Regions from separate parts of the Homo sapiens genome. Here region 1 is linked to region 2. Evidence: chromatin loops called from intact Hi-C (ENCODE). Cell type or tissue: heart right ventricle. All regions are shown on one strand. Links, peaks and the distances in the headings refer to the core of each region. The heading gives the core; the rest is flanking DNA. Region 1 overlaps LINC00670 (long intergenic non-protein coding RNA 670). Region 2 overlaps MYOCD (myocardin).

What was found. Hi-C counts contacts between places; a loop is a spot of excess contacts. Peaks named below come from ENCODE experiments on the same cell type or tissue, not always from the same donor. Only the 100,000 strongest peaks of a DNase experiment are listed, where the experiment ranks them.
Region 1: it touches region 2 in a loop (7-fold over the local background); 2 of 110 quality-filtered maps call a loop at or near these places.

Annotation. Positions count from the first base shown.
Region 1 is chr17:12,629,508-12,634,887 of GRCh38, forward strand. All of the region lies in intron 3 of LINC00670 (long intergenic non-protein coding RNA 670), which reads left to right. Among named protein-coding and RNA genes, the nearest start is that of MYOCD, 34 kb to the right of the region's middle. RefSeq lists an enhancer at 960-2,159. In heart right ventricle, for the core only: no CTCF peak of the experiment used is centred there; no DNase peak of the experiment used is centred there; H3K27ac peaks cover 3,556 bases.
Region 2 is chr17:12,679,400-12,684,779 of GRCh38, forward strand. The region is part of intron 1 of MYOCD (myocardin); the gene reads left to right. All of the region lies in intron 2 of MYOCD-AS1 (MYOCD antisense RNA 1), which reads right to left. Among named protein-coding and RNA genes, the nearest start is that of MYOCD, 16 kb to the left of the region's middle. In heart right ventricle, for the core only: no CTCF peak of the experiment used is centred there; no DNase peak of the experiment used is centred there; H3K4me3 peaks cover 714 bases; H3K27ac peaks cover 4,860 bases.

The sequences.
Region 1 (5,380 bases), core at 141-5,140, 50 kb before region 2:
CTTTTGCAGGAAAATAAGAAAACCATTAGTTTTCCAGAGAACCCACGCTTACCCTGACATGCTTACAGCATTCATCAGCAGAGATCCTAAGGTCTCCATAATTCTATATAGAAGAGTTCAAGGGGTAACAGTCTGGTTGGGAGGGCAGAAGTTAGGGGGAGTTCGAGGTAGTAAAATTCTTCTTGAAGTTGCATGTCTAAGGCAAGTATGGTACCCATGACATGTCCAAAATCTGTTAATTTCAAGAAATATTTCCCAAACTTAGTAATCGCCCCTCCCATGAGGAAGCAGCTTTGCCACAAAAGGTAGTCTTGTGCTGCCAGCTTTCCCCGTGATCCTATACGATAAATGTTTACAGAGAAGGTGCCACTAACAGAACGGAGCCGTATTCAGACACCATTCTATAAAGGGGCTGCTTTTTCCTGGCAGCGTGCAAGATTCCTGGCAGGTTCCAAGATCTTGACTGATAATGTGAAGTGGGTCTTCTGGCTTTAACTATTTCTTTTCATTTTAACACAAAATAAGGGTTTCTTTACACCAAAATATATAATAATCAAAATAAAGGGCTTATTTGAGAATAACTGTGTCCATTATTTATACACTATGGGAGGAACTATGTGCCAGGCACAAAGCTGTTAACTTAAACTATGATCTACCACAAACTACCAATAACACGGCACTGGTGTTATCTACCACAACGGCTTCAGTGGGCAGGTTGTTGATTCAGTTAACGGGAAGGTGTTTCCATTCTGGTCTTTTCTGCCTCCTCCTCTTAAGCCTAGAGCCATGCAACCTCATGCCTACAAACAGGTTTAGGAACCTCCTGAAATCGTGTGTTAAGTTCTGTGTATTTGTGTGTTTGCATTGGGAGCAGGATGCTCGTGAGATTCCCAGAGAGGTCTGTGATTCTTAAAATTGCTGCCGTAATATTGTATATTTCAGCTAATGCAGATCTCCTAAAGAGCAAACCTGAAGGTTGCCTCTTTTCTCCCTATCTGCCAGGGGACAAGGAGAGGTGTCCTGGGTAGAGAGAACACCTTGTCTACCTGGTAAACTCCTGCTTAGACTTATTATCCCAGCACCAAATCTGTCTTTTCTGTAAAGCTTTCTCCCTACTTGTCTATGAATTCTCTGAAGCTCAGATTGACATTCCAGATACAGACGAACGAACAGATAGAGCCTCTCCTTTTGGTTGCCAGTTTTGCATTATTCACGGATCTACTTCTCTTCTGAATAAGATTAGTCTTTTCCTTAATTTGGGGTAAATATTAATTGCAGCGCGTGAAGTTGTGGAATGTTTAGGCTTCAAAACAAACAATTCTAATTCATTGAACTTTGATCCATCTCTTTCTCTTTTGTCTTGCAGATTCCAGTGCTGCAACTATATTCAATAAATGGGCCTTGTTCAAATCCTGAGTACAAATACTGTCTTCTCTTTAACGGAGCTGTTTCATGCTTCTGCCTTTCTGTAGAAGGAAAACAACGTCCATTCTCAGGCTTATCTGAATCTAGCACCACTTTTCACAAGTTATTTTTGCTTCAAGCTACTTTATGTGGTTCTCTATTAATTTCCTATCTCCACCCTCAACAGTAAGGAGATACTAAAAACTGTCCATTTGGTTCCGCTTGTGGGATTTTACTGATTTTTAATTTTGCAATACTGTCTTGCATATTTTAAATCTGCGTATCTCTAAGATGACTCTCCAGAGCTGATGAATTTTCTCTTCCATGCTGATGAGCCAGCCATGGGAGAGTGGAGGAGTGGGGGAGGAAAGAGTTACTGTCTCGCGAGCTGTGAGTCTGCCTGCCCACAGCGGCGTTTTGGATGAGACTCATTATTTGTGGAAATGGTGTGTTCCACAGGCAAAAATAACTTTTTAAAAAAAGAACATCTCTGCACTCTCCTGAAGTCATCTCAAAATGAATTCAAGATTTCTCATGAAATGGAGAAAGCTTTCTGATGGCCTGAATGGTTCCTTGTGTACTTGACCATGCCACGTTAAATCTAATCTAGGTAACATTAGGGTCCAGAAAAAGCTAATAGAGGCTTAATGATGAGGTAATGAGCACAGAGGTCAAGGGTAGGAAACAGGTTTTCTATTTGGAGCCTCATAGCCATGGGAAAATCTCAGTTGAGAACCAGAAAGAAGCAGAAAGGAGCAATTGAAGTAGAAGAATATGCTCCCTTTCCTTTACCTGATTTTAAATTAAACATGAAGGACACCACGTTTTGGATAATAACTTGTGTTCACATGAGGACCTGTTAAGGAAAAAAGAGAAAAAAGGAAGGAAAGGGAGAAGGTAAATAGGGGAGAGAACAGGTAAAGGAAGAATTGACAAGATGTCTGAAAAAAAATAACCAGGCCGGGCCCAGTGGCTCATGCCTGTAATCCCAATACTTTGGGAGGCCGAAGTGGGTGAATCACCTGAGGTTGGGAGTTCGAGACCAGCCTGACCAACATGGAGAAACCCCATCTCTACTAAAAACACAAAATTAGCCAGGCATGGTGGCGCATGCCTGTAATCCCAGCTACTCAGGAGGCTGAGGCAGGAGAATCGCTTGAACCCGGGAGGCAAAGGTTGCCGTGAGCCGAGATCGCGCCATTGCACTCCAGCCTGGGCACCAAGAGCGAAACTCCGTCAAAAAACAAACAAACAAACAAAACCCCAGCACTTTCTCTGTGCCAGGCACTGTTCTAAGTGCTTTACACTTATTAACTCTTTTACATTATGACAATTCACAAAGCCCACATTATTGCCTTCTCTGAAGAAGTAAAGCACAGAGAGGTTAAGTAACTTATCCAAGGTCAACACAGGTGGTATGTAGAGGAACTGAAATTCAGACTGAAGCAGTCAGGCTTCAGAGTCTGTGTCCTTAAAGACAATGTGATGGCAGTTGTAACTGAGGGACTGGGATAGCCAACCTCTCCTGTCCACAGAACCCTGTTCCAAATCCCATTTAGAGTCCTCAGATCCCCACTGCTCAAATCCCTTCTCTGTACTTTCTACCCGTCTGCTCCTGCCTGTACGCTCTTATTAAAGTATTTCTGAATGCCTAGCTTGGCTGGTCACCCCTCCTCCAGGTATAACCCCTGCCTAAATCCCCTGACCTATGAGACCTCAAGTCCTGTCCCTATTGGGCCTGACACCCTTGATGACACGGTCTCCAGTGAACCAGCCAAAGCATTGTTTTTCCACAGACCATGGCACCTGCAACAGCACCTCTGGCCTGTTTCTCACCAATTCATCTCATTTGCGTTCCAAGCTGATGGAGTCCCAGGTAGAATGCAGCAAGATGAACATGTCTGAACCTTAATGTCAGCATATAGGGGTTCGACAGACAGCTACTATGAGAGAATATGCAAAGTCACATGAAATTGAGGTACTTACCAGCGGATACGTGTGGGGTGGAGTTGGAGGCTGATGCTGAATGAATTCAGACACTCCTTGTCTCATCGCTGTTGAAAACTAGAAGTCTTCACTAAGCCAAGAAACTCCCTGGGGCTTAAGTTCTAGCCTTAGTAGAATGACCTTTGCAGATGGAAATAACAGCACAGAACTCTTGAATTGACGCATAAATAGTTCCAACCCTGAATATCCTCCTTGATAAACCACATGATATTGGAAATTTTTATTTTGTAAACAATACACTCCAAGCAGATTTCCCTCCATAGAAGTTCTAATCTAATGACAAGATTTGCCCCTAGTTGAGAGAAGGGGACAGTAGGGAAAGCCCTGGACTTGAGGTTAGTTGCGTTGGGAAGTGTAGTGGTTACAAGGCTGTAACTCCCAGAGCCGACCAGCTTCTGGGAGTGTTGGGGGCTTCTGGCTCTCAGCTGAATCCTATTCAGAGATTTGCTCTCAGCTAATGGGAATCACCCAAGCTTACATCTTCTTCCTAGGAACACATCTATCCAATAACTGGTTCTGGGGATGGGAGAAAAAAAAAGGCCTGATCTCATCTCTTTAAGGCAGGACAACTCTGAAGGATTATCCCAGATCCAGAGTTCCCTGGGATTCAGGGCCAGAACTAGGGTGAGGTGAGTGAAGAACTTGACTGAGATGCGAAATTTAAGGGAGAACCAAAAAATCTCAATAAACAAGCAAATAAATATTTAAATCAATATTTTAAAAAGTTAATGCAAAAAGTTTATAATAGAGTATTAAAATTTTGTGTGTGTGAGACAGAGTCTTGCTCCGTTGCCAGGCTGGAGTGCAATGGCATGATCTCCGCTCATTGCAACCTCCGATTCCCTGGTTCAAGCAATTCTCCTGCCTCAGCCTCCCAAGTAGCTGGGATTACAGGCAAGCACCACCACGCGCAGCTAATTTTTGTATTTTTAGTAGAGACGGGGTTTTACCATGTTGGCCAAGATGGTCTCGATCTCCTGACCTCGTGATCTGCCCACCTTGGCCTCCCAAAGTGCTGGGATTACAGGCGTGAGCCACCACGCCCGGCACAAAATATTTTATAGGGCTGTGGGCATAGTGGCTTTCTCCCGCAATCCCAGCATCTTTGGAGGCCAAGGAGAGAACATGGCTTGAGAACAGGCATTTGAAACCAGCCTGGGCAATATAGTGAGACTCCATTGCCACAAATAAAAAAAAAATCAAATCAAATCAAAAATTGGCTGGGCATGGTGGTGTGTGCCTGTAGTTCCAGCTACTCAGGAGGCCAAAGTTGGAGCATGGCTTGAGCTCAGGAGTTCTAGGCTGCAGTGAGCTGTGATCGCACCATTGCACTCCAGCCTGAGCAACAGAGTGAGACCCTTCCTCTAAAAAATTATAATCATAAATTTTTTTAAAATGTGGTAAATGCAAACCCTGACAGGATGGGGATTAGGGTGGGGCAAGTGAGGTCAGCCATGTAAATACAGGGTTGGATTTTGCCTTTTATTTGAAATTTTGGTTCTTTGTTCATCATGATTTTTTTTTACATTAGTTTAAACGTTTGAATACTGCATTAAAATATGTATCTTGATTACTGAGTTTTCTGGCACCCTGACATTTTGCCCTGAGGCGAGTGCCTAATAGGTCTTACTCTGCTTGAATCTGCTGAGACCTCGATCGGAAACACGTCACAGTTTAACTTCTCCTCATGCTCTATCCTGCTTTCCTCACTCCTTTGTAGGAATTATTTCCAAGCCATTCCCTGGAAAGCCTCCTGCCCCCAAACCCAACATTGGCAGAGTCACTTTTCTAGGGGCCCCCACCGAAGACAGGGAGATTACTTGGTAGTTTTGAAAGTTTATGTTTTAGACAAAGCTACATTTGAAGCTCAGCCCCCTGACCTACCAGAAGTGGGACAAGGCATGCAGTTTCTGAATCTCAATTTTCCTCTATTATCAAACGAGAAAAGCAATTCCTCCCTCTCATTTAA
Region 2 (5,380 bases), core at 189-5,188:
TCTTAACACATAGATTAGAGCATGACACTACAGAATGTCCCAGAGACAGAAAGTATTCTCAAGCATCATGTTTGGTTGTTTCAAAACCTTGTGTCTAACAGTAGAGCCAGGATTATTTTCTAACATTTAAAGAATGGTTAATATACCTACATTTATATATATGTATATGCATATGTTTGTATATGATATATAACATATATATAGTATGAGAGAGGTAAAGATTATCTTTGAGGATGCTCTTTGCAGTGGTATATGTGCTACAGTAACACCGAGGGAAAAACTGGAGTTGGTTAACAAAAAGAAAATATTTAAATACATAAAAAATGGGATTTAACATGCACTTTAAATATCGTGTTTTCAGAGGATCATGAGATGCAAAGATGTTTACAATGCAAGAAGGAGGTTTCAGAATTGCATATGATATAGTCCCAATTCTTGAGAAATTGTAGGGTAGGTACCTTTTTATATCCATGTTCAGGTATATGAATCAGAAGAAAAAAGGCAAAGTATTAGCAGGTGCTGCTTATCTCTGCAGACTTGAATTCCTATTAATTTTGCCTTTCATCCTGAAACTTTTATACATTTTTCAAATTTTCTATAATGAACACGCACTTGTTTTATAGTCAGAAAAGGCAATACATGCTTTAAATGCTATAATAGAATAGTATATATCACAAGCTTCACTTAGGCTCTCAAAAGAACGTAAACCTGTATTCAAGAACCACAGCCCCATGGAATGAAGACTCTCCTCTTAATTTTAGAAGAACTTCTTTGCCTCATAAAATACACCCTTTCTTCCAAACTCTAATTCTCCTTTATATCTAATTTTTATTCAGCTACTTAGTGGATGCCCACGGTTAACCTCATTAATCTTCGTATGGTAATTTATTAGGGATAAAGGGCTCTTAATTTGACCACTATAATTACCCTAGAGGTGAGTATAATGACGTCTGTCTTACAGGGATGGGAAACTAAGGTATAGAAACGGGAATGACCTGCCCGAATTTACACATACAGCATGGTGAAGCACTTGAACTCAGATCTCCTGGCACCCAATCTTGTGGCCTCTCTCGATGAACAAGCGAACACAAGAAGGCGTAAATCTGAGTCCCTTTGTCTCAGGCATCTCTGCAGCAATAGCTTTCAAGGAACGCAGGTCAAATGGCAGGTCCTTTTCCCGGAGGCCCCTCCCACCGGCCCCGGGCGTGTGTGCGCGCTGTCTGCTTAATTCACTCATGGCTCTGTGCCACAGAATACATAAACAAGTGGGGAAAGCCTCAGAGAGGAATCTTGGTGCCCAAATGGAGCAATTTGTCTTCTGAAATTATTGTTTGAAATTGTTTATGTCAGTTGCCGAGTTTCTGTTCTGTACTTCAGGGACCTGTTTGTGATGGAAGGAAAAGTTCCCCGCGGCTGAACAGCCGTGCTAGTTGAACACTTGTAGTGACAGTGTTGTCAGCTGCTTCCCAGTCCTCCCTGACTTGGAGAGGGTTTTGATGAGGTTCCCTACACCCCAATAGAGCACCCCAAGAACTATCTGATGCTCACATGCCTGCTGCGTGTGCTAACTAATTTAATCCTTACAGCAATCCTGTAAGGAGGTACTGTTGTTACAGTCCTCCCATCCATAGAAGAAGAAACCAAGCCTCCAGCGCTGAAGGAGCTATCTCAAAATCCCATGCCTTGTAAATGGAAAAGCTGGGACTTGATCTCATGCACCTTTGGATTCTAAGTCCATGCTTGTGACTGCTACCCTGTACTGCTTCGCACAAGTATCCGAACCAGTCAGAGCTGGCTTGAGCCATCTGACTTTGCCACCCCATCCTCCCGGTGAGCATGTGAATTGTGGATTCTGCCCTCTTAGTGACATCGTAAGGCATTTCCACTTGAGGTTTTTCTTCCCTATTCCTCTAGTGTCTTGAGTTATTTTAACATGAAAGCCTCAAGCTCACAAACCTGGCAGCTTTGTGAGTGAGAGAGAATTCCTTTTGAGGCATGAATTAGTCTTCTTCAAATGTTTTGACAAACTGAGAGTGTGGTGCTTAGGGAAAGAATAGCTTCGCAGTGTTCGTGTGAACAGACATCTTTCTAAAACAACTTGAGCCCATGCGTGAGGCTCAATCATTGAAATCACTGCATGGTAATTCTGAGACCGAGCCTTTTGGCTTTCAGTATTCTCTTGGTTTTGACTCGCCAAATGCCCAGCACTAGATGCTGGCCTGAATTCATATCTCTTAATCTCCCTAAAGGAAGCAGAGCCGGGACATCCCTTAGGATGAAGAAAGAACAGTGTGTACCTGGTCTCAGCCCCCGCTGCTTGAGTGCTCTCCTGTAAGAGTCACTGAGGCCAGGCCAGCCCAGCACCCCTCAGAGCTCACCTTGTTCCTTGAGACCATCGAGGGCTACCTCAGTGACCTGATCATCATTTTCACCTCGTCCTCTCTGAGTACTCCCTGCAGTAGATGAGCAGACAGTCAGGCCTATGTTATTCTTGGTCAGTGAATACAACAGATAACAGCATGCAGGGCAACATTTGGCTAGGGAACAGTTATCATTGGTACCTGGAATCAGAAGGCAAGGAGCAAATTGAGCTCAGGCATTAGCACTCCACACAAAAATCATCCCTGGCTCTCAGCCTTGTTTGGGAAATGTGGCCAGGATTAGGGCAAGACCGACGCAGATAACCAGGTCTCTCATTTCACCTTCTCCAAGCATTCTGTCAGCCACCCTCTTCTCTTTACCGGGAAATTCGATGCTTCTGTACCCCAAAGAGGAACATGTCAGACCCACAGATGACACGGGCCACTGGTGGGGAACGGTGGCTTTGTCCTAGAGTCAGATAATGCCAGGCAAAGGAAAGAATTTGGTGGGTGAACCATGCACAGGAAGAGCAGAGGAGAGTTGTACATATGATGTGTGCCACACAGTATCAGCTTCCAGCTCTGGAGGAGACCAGAAGCCTCTGATGGTGGTCCTGCTTGTTACTTTCTAGGAAGTTATCCATTCATCAGCCAATAGCTTTCCCAAAGACCTATGCCTGGTAGTGTCCTTGAAGGCAATAATGTCAAGGTCAAAGATTACATATAAGGATGCGTCCAGCTAAACCTAGGGTAGGATTCAACAGAAAAGGGAAGGTAAAAGACTAAATTATAAACAGGTACCACTGCCCTTTTCGCGGAGAGAGTTTTCAGGGGGCTCATGCTCTGTTGTATCCAGGGTTTGTGATCTTGACCTGGCACCATATGGAGAGGATGCATCATAAATAGCCATCCAAGCTGCTGTTCAACACTTCTTAACCCAGGTCCTAAGTATGATAACTGCCATGTGCATTCTGTCAGAAGTGTACGTTTTGCTCACTTTTACAAACACCTGCATCCACATACCCAGAAGTCTTTGATTGGTAGAACAGGATTTAAAAGTAGATCTCAAAGCTTTACCTGGTTGTGCTGATAGCTTTCTGCCACCACGGGATGCCCCTCTTCAACAATTATCATATGGAACCTCTTTGTTTGCAAATAATAGAGAATCAAACACTAGAAACCCTGAACAAGCTTAAGCAAAAAGGAACACTTATTATAAACATACTGGGGTATCTCATCAAACTGAACGACAGGACTGTATTAGCGACTTGGGTGGAAATAAGCTGGAATTGGGGATTTGAACACTCTCAGGCTACTCTTCTGGCCGTCTTCTGTGCTCCATCTTCTCCCGCAATATTGACTGGCTTTGTTTCCCAATTCATGTGGGTGAAAATGGCCACCTCCGACTGCTATTGAATTTTCTCTTCCAGTCCCATTTCCAAAATTCCTAGGGAAAAGTTCAGTCTGGCTTGAGGGATGCCCATCCTCAGAACAAAAACTAGGACTAGGAAGAGAGACAAAAACCATGCGGATGGCAGAGGAGAAAAGCATTTCCTATTAAACCCAGTGGAAAACCGTTTCAGAAGAGAATAAAAGGGAGGCATCACCGGCTTCCCCTCCTTTCTTTCATTTGTCACTGTCACCAACAACTTTACTGTCAGTACCTGTCTCTGTCTTCCTCTGTCGCTTTCTCTCGTGCGCGCGCGCTCTCTCTCTCTCCCGCTCCTTCTCTCTGTCTCTCATTCTCTCTTTCTTATCAGGCCTGTCAAGTCTTTCGGGAATGAAAATTACTCACACATACACAGATACACACACATACACATACACATACAAGCTGTTGTTAAGTAGAACTGGAAGGAGGCAAATTAAATGCTGTGGGCCTGACAACTCCTTTTATTTATTTGTTTGAGTTTCCTGGGAGAAAAGGCCAGACAAGCTTCCCTAATTCCCAAACTACATGAAGCTCCTGGCATGACACTCCCCAAATTGTAATTATTTGTTTAACATCTTTCCCCCTCTCTAGGCTGTAAACTTTCCATAGGCAGAACTTGTGACAGTTTTATTCACAGCTGGATCCCTCATGTCTAAGACAGTGTTTGGACGTACAGTAGGTGATCAGTAAATATTGAATGAATGAAATGAATGAATGGACAAATGAATGATGTTAGCATGTTCACCTTACTGGCAAATTCCCAGATGAAGACATTACTTCAAAGGCTCCTGGCAGCCCTACCAATTTGGCTACCAATAATCATAGTAATAGTGCTTTTGTTGTTTTCAAAAGTCTGATCAAAGAGTGTGTCATATAAGTAAGTCTAATTCACATCTCTCTCTTTCTCTCATTCTCTCTCTCTCTCTCCATTTTTCATGAATTTATTATCAAGACATAGCAATTCTTTTTTTTCCACTTGTTTCTCAAATTTGCCCTCTTTTATTTATTCCCAAGTGGACTTTCTTCCTTATCCATGGATCATGATGAGAGTCTCCAAACCAACCCTGTCTCTTCCCATCGTCTGAGCATCAGATGAGTCCTCCTAAAATGTCAATGTTACTGAGTTACTTTGCTGCTCAAAAACATGCCGGTGTAGCCCTCTTTCTACAGGAGAAAGTGGAACGTAGCATCCATGGCCCTCTTTTTCTGAATTCCTAACTCCTGTTACAGTGTTATCCCTTACCACTCCCAAATAGGAACCTTTTCCTTGAACAAGGCAATGTCCAGGGGAACACTACATATTTTGTGGAGCCCTGTGCAAAATGACAGTGCAGGGTCCATTGTTCAACAATGATTAAGAATTTCACAATGGTGACCGGGTGCAGTGGCTCATGCCTGTAATCCCAGCACTTTGGGAGGCCAAGGTGGGTGGATCACAAGGTCAGGAGTGCAAGATTAGCCTGGCCAACATAGTGAAACCCCGTGTCTACTAAAACATACAAAAATTATCCAGGCATGGTGGCACATGCCTGTAGTCCCAGCTACTCGGGAGGCTGAGGCAGGAGAATCGCTTGAACCTGGGAGGTGG